Regions from separate parts of the Homo sapiens genome. Here region 2 is linked to region 1. Evidence: chromatin contacts called from ENCODE Hi-C or POLR2A ChIA-PET data. All regions are on one chromosome and are shown on one strand. Each heading gives the region's core, a stretch centred on a gene start or an enhancer-like site at or near the end of the contact. The rest is flanking DNA. Distances are from core to core; before and after follow the strand shown.

The links. A loop is a pair of places that touch in the nucleus more often than their neighbours do. ChIA-PET counts read pairs that join two places held with the same protein, here RNA polymerase II (POLR2A). Pooled maps may share reads with other maps.
Region 2: a map of CD8-positive, alpha-beta T cell shows a loop between it and region 1 (9-fold over the local background). The contact joins the promoter of ZNRD2 here to the promoter of SAC3D1 in region 1. A Hi-C loop is called at or near these places in 1 of 168 maps with a recorded cell type or tissue (CD8-positive, alpha-beta T cell), 1 of 37 single-sample maps with no recorded cell type and 8 of 50 pooled maps. POLR2A ChIA-PET finds 5 or more read pairs at or near these places in 2 of 52 experiments (GM12878 and activated CD4-positive, alpha-beta T cell).

Annotation. Positions count from the first base shown.
Region 1 is chr11:65,039,476-65,044,266 of GRCh38, reverse strand. SAC3D1 (SAC3 domain containing 1) reads right to left here and starts at 3,057. Exons shown (of 2, transcript NM_013299.4): 1 at 2,401-3,057; 2 at 1-42. The coding sequence starts at 2,974. SNX15 (sorting nexin 15) reads right to left here. Exons shown (of 8, transcript NM_013306.5): 8 at 3,695-4,581. The coding sequence ends at 4,475. ARL2-SNX15 (ARL2-SNX15 readthrough (NMD candidate)) reads right to left here. Exons shown (of 11, transcript NR_037650.2): 11 at 3,695-4,581. RefSeq lists an enhancer at 1-437 and silencers at 2,389-2,438, 2,459-3,138.
Region 2 is chr11:65,568,028-65,573,226 of GRCh38, reverse strand. ZNRD2 (zinc ribbon domain containing 2) reads right to left here and starts at 2,750. Exons shown (of 4, transcript NM_006396.3): 1 at 2,717-2,750; 2 at 2,472-2,623; 3 at 2,257-2,341; 4 at 1,339-1,836. The coding sequence starts at 2,735. The coding sequence ends at 1,493. It overlaps ZNRD2-DT (ZNRD2 divergent transcript), which reads left to right and starts at 2,814. Exons shown (of 1, transcript NR_038923.1): 1 at 2,814-4,007. It overlaps FAM89B (family with sequence similarity 89 member B), which reads right to left and starts at 689. Exons shown (of 2, transcript NM_001098785.2): 1 at 267-689. The coding sequence starts at 557. RefSeq lists a silencer at 369-818 and enhancers at 2,433-2,662, 2,673-3,392.

The DNA.
Region 1 (4,791 bases), core at 1,808-4,307:
CAGCAGGCAGCTGTAGAACCTCATGCAGGGCTTCCACCGAGCCTGTGAGAGCGGGAAGCCAGAATGAGGACGCCTGGTCCTTACAGGATCAGGCTCATCTCCCCTCCCAACACCCTGTCCTTCCTCTCTCCTCGACCACGCCCCTTCTCTAGGCCTAGCCCAACTTCCCTCTCCCCTCTAAGGGCCAGCCTTTGGCTCCTTCCCCAACCTATATTTGAATGAGTGGCCTCAGGCTCTTGACTTCCTGCAGTCCAGATCCTTACTTACAACACTGAAGTGGGCAGGGTTTACGGATTTGGGAAGCTGGCCCAGATAATTGAATGATTCGCCTGAGAGTGTCCTAGGGCGGGTATGTAGTTGAGCCTGACCCCAGTCCAAGTTTTCGGACTTGGATTTCCCACTACCCTGGCTTCCCTGTACCCACAGTTTTGGAAGCCAACTCTGCCCCACTTTCCCCTGACCACCTGGGAAGGCCCCTTCCTTCAGGAGACTCTGCCCTTGCTTCCCTTCTGGAAGAGTCTCAGACACTGGAACCTTGGCCCTCATTTGTAAACTGGGGCTTCTGACCAATAAGTAGGTTGTGAAGTCAACAGCATTTTGTTAAAATTGTATAGGGCAGGGCCTTTTTTTTTTTTTTTTTTTTTTTTTTTTGAGACAGACTTGCTTTGTCACCCAGGCTGAAGTATAGTGGCTCTTGGCTCACTGCAATCTCCACTACCTCCCAGGTTCAGGTGATTCCCCTGCATCAGCCTCCTGAGTAGCTGGGATTACGGGTATGCACCACCACACCCAGCTAATTTCTGCATTTTTAGTAGAGAGGGCCCAGCCAGAACAGAGCTTATTTGGGCACAGTGGCTCATGCCTGTAATCCCAGCACTTTGGGAGGCCAACGCGGTAGGATCACTTTAGCCCAGGAGTTTGAGAGCAACCTGGTCAACATGGCAAGACTCCAATCCCTATATAAAAATAAATTTTAAAAAATTAAAAGAAAAGAAAATCATGGTCCTGCCACTACTACTGTTAACCAGTGCTGTGTCAACAGGCAAGTCACCTCACCACCCTGGGCTTCGATTTCTTCCCCCACTAGACCAGGGATAATTACCATGCCTTCTTCAGAGGAACAGTGTGGACAAAAATAAACCATTCACTGGGCATGATGGCCACACCCGGCTACTTGGGAGGGTGGGGCAGGAGGATCACTTGAGCCCAGGAATTCGAGTGGCAACATGCGAGATCCCATCTCTACAAAAAAAATTTTTTTAAGTTAGCCGGGTGTGATTGCATACATCTGTGGTCCCAGCTACTTGGAAGGCTGAGGCAGAAGGATCCCTTGAGCCCACGAGGTTGAGGCTGCAGTGAACTATAATTAAGCCACTGTACTCCAGCCTGGGCAAGAGTGAGACCCTGTCTCAAAAAACACAAACAGGCCGGGTGCAGTGACTCACGCCTGTAATCCCAGCACTTTGGGAGGCAGAGGTGAGCTATCATTTTGAGGTCAGGAGTTCGAGACCAGCATGGCCAACATGGTGTTGGCCTGTCTCTACTAAATATCCAAACACTAGCCGGGTGTGGTGGTGCACGCCTGTAGTCCCAGCTCTTTGGGAGGCTGACGCAGGCGAATAGCCTGAACCCGGGAGGCGGAGGTTGCAGTTAGGCAAGATCATGCCACCGCACTCCAGCCTGGGCGACAGAGCTAGACTCTGTCTCAAAAACAAAGAAAGAAACAAATAATAAGAGTTTATTGGAATGCATCGCCCATAGAAAGTATCTCTAATGCCTTAAACTTCTGTCTCAGGTATATTCGTGGGCATATGTGTTCTTGTTTGCTTGGTAACCCTGACTGGGCGGGGAGGTTAAAAGAGTTTGAAAATCAGCCGGGCGCGGTGGCTCACGCCTGTAATCCCAGCACTTTGTGAGGCCAAGGTGGGCGGATCACGAGGTCAGGAGTTCGAGACCAGCCTGACCAACATGGTGAAACCCCCGTCTCTACTAAATACAAAAATTAGCTGGGTGTGGTGGCGCGCGCCTGTGATCCCAGCTACTCAGGAGGCTGAGGCAGAAGAATCGCTTGACCCAGGGAGGCGGAGGTTGCAGTGAGCCGAGATCGCGCCACTGCACTCCAGCCTGGGCGACAGAGCGAGACTCAAAAAAAAAAAAGTTTGAAAATCACTATTTAGACCAATTCTCCCTTTCCACCCTTGCCCCCTCCACTTTTATTCCTGAGACAACTAAGACCCAGAGATGGGCCCGAGGTCCCACGTCGGGGCTCGGTGGATCTTGTGCTGTCCTGGGAGGGGGCTAATGGTGAGATGTTAAAGCTAATCCTTCCTTTCCCTACCTCCACTGTCATGGTGGGCTCCTGTCCCCACGCTCTGCCCAGCCGCCAGGATCCCGACTCACCCAGGTTATAGAGCAGAAAGAGGCCCTGGAAGGCGGGTTGGCGGGGGTGCGGCCCGGCGCCCCGCGCGTAGCAGCGCCGCAGCGAGCCGAAGCCCTCCTGCACCTGGGCCTGCAGCAGCACCGGGTCCGCGGGTCCCCGCGCCGCGTCGGGCCCGAGCCGCGCCACTACGGTCAGCAGCGTGGCCAGCGCCGCCTCCAGCACCACAGCTGCCTCGGCGTCGCCCGCTCCCTGCAGCGCCAGGTCCAGGAGCACAGCTCGCAAGCGGTCTGCCACGAAGCTGGCCACCTCGGCGCGGGCGATGTCGGCGCTCTCCGCCACCTCACCGGCCAGGTAGCGCACGGTGGCCAGCAGCACGGAGGGCGGACGCAACTGGCTGGGCGGGGGCCGGGGCTTGCCGGCGGCGGGTCGGCTGTACTCCTTCACCGCGCGCTGCGGATCCGCGCGGGGCGGGTCCTGGCGGCAACCCGGCACCACCTCCAAGCGGTGCAGGCGGTGCTCCCTTTCGCGCTGGGCGCGCTCGGCGGCCGGGCACATGTCCGGGCAGGTGCCCACGGGCAGCTCGCAGCCGGGCATGAGGGGGCTGCGGGGAGACGGTGGGCGCTCAGCATCCCGGGGACGGCAGTGCTGCGGGAAGGCACGCGAGGCCGGCCGGGGGGTGGGGAGCGGCGGGTCGGGGCGGGGCTGAACCTGTCTGGGCCCGCCTTCCCGCCATGATCCCCGGCCTTCGGGCCGCCCATCGAGCCACCTCTGTCCTCTCACCCAGTCCAGTCGAGTTGGCCTCCCGAGATGCACTGCGTTGTAGTCCAGCTACGCCTCTGCGGCTCCGCGCGCTCTAGGGCGGCTAACGGCCCCCATCGAGCGCCAAGTTCAGCTTCGCGCGCTCCCCTTAGTGTTTTTAACGTGTAGCCCGGGCCGCTCCCATGATACACCGGTGTAGTCCCTGCCGCAACCAACCGCTTTGTGGTGAGGCGGGGCGGGGCGGGGCTGAGGCCACGCCTTCCAGCCCGCTGAGCAATCAGGATTTGGCTTTGGGGCCTCTGAGACAAGTACCCGGGCTTTGGGTTCCTCTCCTTCGTCCCTTCCACCCAATAAACCGGCTCCATCGGCTTGTCCTCTATTTCCCTGAGACTATGCTCCCTATTTTCTAGCTCAGGGGCCAGCAAATGTTTTCTGCAAAGGGCCAGGTTGTAAATGTTTTGGGATTTGCAGGCGGCAAAGACTCAACTCTGCAACTGTTTCAACTGCCAGTGTAGCGCGAAAGCAGCTATCACAATACTAAATGAATTAGCCTGGTTGTGTTCCAACAAATTTTATTTATGGACTCTTAAATTTCATATAATTTTCACTTGTCACATATAAATTTCACCTGTCATTGTCACAGAATATTATTTTGATTTTTTTAATCATTAAAAAAAGTAAAAACCACTCTCACAGCCCTTACATTAAAAAGGAGGTGGGCCAGATTTGGCTGCAGGTGGGAGTTTGCAGACCCCAGTTCTAGAGGGGTAAACTAATGGTTTAATGACCACAGCTGCTGCTCACACATCAAGACAGACAGACATGGGCCGGGCGTAGTGACTCATGCCTGTAATCTCAGCACTTTGGGAGACTGAGGCGGGTGGATCACTTGAGGTCAGGAGTTCGAGACCAGCCTGGCCAACATGGTGTAACCCCGTCCCTACTGAAAATACAAAATATTAGCTGGGCGTGGTGGCATGTGCCTGCAATCTCAGCTACTGGGGAGGCTGAGACAGGAGAACTGCTTGAACCTGGGAGGTGGAGGTTGCAGTGAGCCGCGATCCCACCACTGCACTCCAGTCTGGGCGACACAGCGAGACTCCAACTCAAAAAAACCCCAAAAAGACAGGCAGGGTCAGAAGTGTGAGTCCTTGATTCCAAGGTGGCAGGTGTAATCAGGGAGCTAAGAATTCATTATTTTTCTCATTCTTGGTCCAGTTACCTACAGAAATGGCTCCTGTAATTACAAGACCAGGAGGTAGGGCCAGGCCCTGGGGAGAGGAGAAGGGGCTGGCAGTGCAGGAGCGAGAGTCCCAGGGAATGGCCCACTCCCTGTTAGGGTGGGAGTTGAGACAGGTGCAGGCGCAGGATCTCCTCTGCCCGCTTCAGGTACTCAGCTGCCTTCTTCTTCACACCTTCCTGGCGGGCAGGCAACGGGTCACCTGTGGAGAGAGAATGCTCAGCTGAGGCACCTGGGCACCACTGGCCTGGTCAGAACCCCTGGTCGGGTCCTTTACAATTCGCAGAGCATCACCATGTGCTTTTCCCTCCTCTCTGGGGCCCAGCATCCATTCTCCTCAGTCTACAAATAAGAAAACTGAGGCCATGCTGGGCGCGGTGGCTCACGCCTGTAATCCCAGCACTTTGGGAGG
Region 2 (5,199 bases), core at 1,501-4,000, 530 kb before region 1:
GCAAGCTATGCAACTTTAGTCATGACCCTCACCCAAAAAATGGGGTTATCCATTTAGCCGGATGAAATGAAGTAACGTCAGCAAAACATTTGAAAATATATGGTAACTACTGCCATAATTGGTAACTATCACTAATTATTGTTACCATAACCCTTGCAACCCAACTGGTGCCTGCAAGTCCTCTGAGACCCAGGCCGCCTGTCCCAGTCCCCTGCGTTCCTCCGCGTCAGCCCCCCGCCCAGCTGGCCCGGCGCCCACCCACTCACCATCTCCTTGCGCAGCGCGGCCAGCGCTGAGTCGAGGTTGACAGGACGACGCGGGCCGGCTGCGGGTCCCGCGTTGGCGGCGCCGGCGGCGTGGCGGGGCCCGTCCGGGGCGCGGGCGGCGCGGCTCAGCTCGTCGTGGATGCGGCTGCGCTGGCTGTAGACGCGCTCCAGCTCCCGCCACGAGCCCCCGCTCGCATTAAGGAGGCCGCTGAGGCCGCGCGGCAGCGGTGGGAGCCCGGCCAAAGCGCAGCCCGCCCCGCCCGGCGCCTCTGCCGAGGGCAGCCCGTTCATGGCCGGGGCCGGCGCGGACGGCGATGCCACCTCCTTCCCTCCAACGCTCCGCCCGGGCCGCCGCCCGCAGGCCCCGCACCCCGCGGCCCCGCCGGAGCCCAGCCGCCGCCCGCAGGCCTCGCTTTGTTCCTTCCCCAGCTCCTCAGACTCCGCCTCTGCCCCACCCCCTCTGGATGGGCCGGGCCTCTCTTAAAAAGGCAACGGTTGTGGGACCACGTCGCGCAAAGCTGAGAAAAGGCAACGGGACATCCACTCACTCAAGGGGAGATGGAAAAATGCGGCGGAGGGGGGAAAAGGCTGAAGGGGGCAGGCGTGGTTTCTTCACGGTTCTTTTTGCTACCCCGTCTCCCCGCCGCGCCCCGCCCCGCCCCCACACCCAAGGAAAATGATCTAACAGTGGAGTCAGGAGACTGGCAAGTCCACACTTGGTGCCTAACGTGCCACCTGACGCTGGGGTCACCACAAACTCCTGTCGGTGTCTGAGTACCTGGGGTGGGCATGAGATGGGATAGGCTGATAGGGTCAGGATGCTCAGGGGAAGGAGGGGAATCTATCAAGGGGATCGGAACACAAAACCTCACTTCCAGGTGGGGAATGGACACCAGATGGCGGAAGAGGCTGCAGAGGTGCTGCCAGAGACAAGGCTAGGGTCCACCCCTCTGGCTGCTACCTTTGAAAAGGCTATGGCTTCTTCCTTAGAAAAGGGGCATCACATAGTCCTCTACCTACTCCCTCATCCTGACTGGGGAAACTGAGAAGAAACAAGCTCAACTCATCTCAGGGCGTCAAGGAGAGCAGAGTGGAGAGGTGAAGAGGCCAAAAGCTGGAAAAAGGTGAGTGGAGCTGGGGCTGGCATGCACACTTGGAACCAGGAAAAAAACAAACCACACAGAGGAACAGCTGTTTTTCTAGAGGGTTTTTCTCAGGGGCTTCTCTTAGTGCTGTAGCTGCTGCAGGCTGCGCAGGGCCTCCGCACATGCGCGGATAAGGCCACACAGCTGGATGCTAGTCTCCAGGGAGGTGCTAGAGCCCAGTTCAGCAGAGGCCCAGGTCAGCTTCTGCAAGAGGGCTGTCTGTGTGCAGGCCATGACATCTGTATTTGGAGGCACAGCAGGAGCAGGTGGCCCCTGGGCTGCCTTGAGTCCTGCTGCAGCTCCCTCACAGTGCTCCGGACGAGGTACTGGGGGCTGGGGCGCAGGTCGAGAGCCCAGGGGGAGCTCTGAGGCTGAGGCCAGCTGGTGCTCCCGAGCTTGGGAGAGGGCAGCCTGGGCATTCAGAGCTAAAAAGAGGAGAAAGTGGGTGGAATGGTCAGGATGCCTGGCCCACCTCAGCCCTGAGCCATCTCCTTTTCTGCTCTGCTCTTTCTGTGCTTGAGGTGTTTTCCCTGTCCCTCTATAAGGCAACTCATCCACTTTCTACTTTGTATCACATTTATGCCCTAGCTTCAATTCTCCATCAGTACTGGGCCTGGTTGAGCTCAGACTCTCGCGCAGTGGCTGGCACACAGGAGGTGCTTGGTGCTCTTATTGAGTTAAGGGTCCTCTTTAGAGCCTAAAGGAGAAATAATTTTACTTCTACCCCACCCAGAGACTCCACTGTCACCTCTCAGCCCTACTGTTCTCGGGCCTCTATCACCACTTAACCACGCTTCCCCCCTAAGCATATCCGGCCCCTCTCCCGGATTATTTTTTACTCTTACCGGGATTATCTTTATCCACGTCTGAGTCGAGTTCCTGACAAGCCACGCAGTAGATTTTCCGCTGTTTGTCTTGGAGGAGGATCGTCTACGGACCAAAAAGCACACGGGGCCGGAATGAGACGCCGGCAATGGGGTCCAGAGGGGAGGGCCGGGGAAGGGCTGAGTGGCCTGGCCCGCGGACCCATCCCCGGTCACTCGCCCGAGTCTCGCCTCACCCCGCAGTCCGCACACGTCTCGCCCAGCATGCGGTAACCGCGCAGCAGATAGTCGCCCATGAGCCGGGAGATGCGATCTTGCCGCTCCCGTCGCGCCTGCAGCACCTTCGTCTCCGCCTCAGTCGGGGGCTCCCAGGAGAAGTCGTCGACTTCTGGGGAAGAGAGGCATAGGGACTGGGGGTCTTGCCGGAGTGGGCTGCCTCCCGTACCTCACAGCCACAAACCCCTGCCGCCCAGGTCCTCACCAGCTCCGTTCAGGGCCATGTTGCCGTTGTCACCGCCGGGCTCACAGGAAGTGACGTCAAAGCGGAGCGCCCTCCGCTGCGGCTCCGCCCGTTCCATAGCTGCCGCGGATCAGGGCGGACGTGACGCCTTAGCGTGGTCCTCAGACCTCGCTGTGCCCGGGGTGGGGCGTGTCGGCTGCTACCGAGAACCTGCTCGGGGGACGCGTCCGTCAACCGGAATCCAGGGGACAGAAGCTTCCGACGCGCGAGGCCTCGGGAGGAGCGTCTCCTTGGTAACTCTCCTCCGGTCGCAAGACCTGGAAGTGGCCTCAGGGGGTCGCCCTTCCTGTCCGTCGTGGATGAAGGGGACCACTTGGCTTCAGAAATCCCCGCTGGCCTCCGCCTCCCCTGGGGTTTCCCTTTCGGCGCAGGCGGGGCAGCGGCGTCATCACAACCATCGCCACCCCAGTAATCACAGCGAGCGGCCCTTTGCGCACGCGTGGAGCCTTCTCAGGCCTCAGTACTTCTCACTTCGCCCGGCAAGGCTGGCCAGGAGGGGTGCATTCTCCCTTTCCGCGTATTTCAAGACCACTCCCCTTCTGCATGCTCGGTGTCCCAGTCTGTCTCCTCGCTGCCTCCCGAGGCCTGGAACTGAAGCAAAGTTCGCCCCGAAGCCGACCGTTCTTTGAAGTTGAAATCCTCAAAAAGCCTGCAGACTGAATAGCGCTGTACTGGGCACGCGCATTGCGCTTCCAGCCGCCCTTGGGTGCTGCGTGCTGGGCCGGGTCGGGTTGGGGCCTTCCTACATACTCTTGCGACCATTAGGCTCTTCTTGGGTGAGTTGCAAGTTAAAATTACCAGGGCTCTCTGAACATGGACCTTGGTGCTTTTTTTCTCTCTCCCTCTTCCGTGTTCTTTTTCAAACGCATCTTCTCCCTTATTAGATTCAGAGAAGCCAGACAGGGCAGGCAGGGGTCCTCAGATGTGCAGTCTGCAGGGCCTGAGGTTGTACACCAGGGCAGTGGAAAAGCAGCTAGGACTTGGACTTTCACAGTTACATCGACATTCTCCTCTTCCGGATGGCACATGCCCCCTCAATCTGACCTGAAGTCCCTTCCTCCTGGCCCCCTCTTCCTTCCACGTAGAACCCCTGGAACTGTCATTCTTGCTGCCTCCTGCTTACGTGGAGAGCCCTGTGTCCCTTTCACATCTCCATCTACCAGTCAGGCTCTTGGGCAGCAGCGTACCTGACTTAGGGCCTGTACCACAAGTCGTTTCTATCAGGCTGAATAGAGCCACCGTTTTTTGTGTGTTTGTTTGGTTTGGTTTGTATTTTTTGTAGAGATGGGGTTTCGTCATGTTGCCCAGGCTGGTCTCCAACTCCTGGACTCAAGTGATCCTCACACCTCAGCCTCCCAAAGTGCTGGGATTACAGCGAAGAGCCACAGCACCTAGCCTGAGGCTGACTAGAGGAACTGTCTCTGAACCATCTCTTGGACTCCAGCCTGTATGCACAGACCCCCAGGTTATTACCGTCTCCAGCTCCCAGCCCTACCCTGAATTCCTCAGTGCGCCGACTATGTCACCATCATGGCCAATATCCACTCAACTGTCTATTCTGCCTCGCACCTACAAAGAGCCTTACATGAGTCCTCTCACTTAATCTCTCCAATTTACTCCTCATGACAACCTTACATATCCCCACATAAGCAGGAAACTGAATAATTATTTTAAAATACAGTGTCGTTCTTGTACTAAAAACCATCTGGCTGCCCGATACTGTGGCTCACGCCTGTAACCCCAGCACATTGGGAGGCCGAGGCGGGCAGATGTCTTGAGATCAGGAGTTCAAGACCAGCCTGGCCAACATAGTGAAACCCCTTCTCTACTAAAAATACAAAAATTAGCCAGGTGTGGTGGCGGGCGCCCGTAATCCCAGCTACTCGGGAGGCTGAACCAGGAGAATTGCTTGAACCGGGAGGCAGAAGTTGCAGTGAGCCGAGATCACACCACTGCACTCCAGCCTGGGCAACAGAGTGAGACTCTATCTAAAAAAAAAAAAAGCCATTTGGCATCTCCCATCACACTTAGACAAAAATCCAAAGTCCTTGTTATGGTCTCCAAGGTCCTATAAATCTGGTCCTTGACCCCCCAAATCCAGACAACACATAGAGAGATGCACACACATCTCCCATCCTTCCTGCATCCCTCTTCTCCCACTGCTCAAGAGGACTCTTGTCCCTTTTCTCCTCTCAGGGCCTCTCACCATCTTAAGTTCCACTGTAGGGTGGACAAGACGCAGAACTGGAATGAGGCAGGCCTGGGTTTGATCCTGGATCTATTTACTGTATCACCTGGAGTAGTTTACTTCATCGCTGTGGACTTCAATTTCTCATCTGTAAAACAGGGCCAGTAGACCAGGTGCTGTGGCTCACACCTATAATCTCAGCACTCTGGGAGGACATGCAGGAGGATTGCTTGAGACCAGCCTGGACAGCATAGTA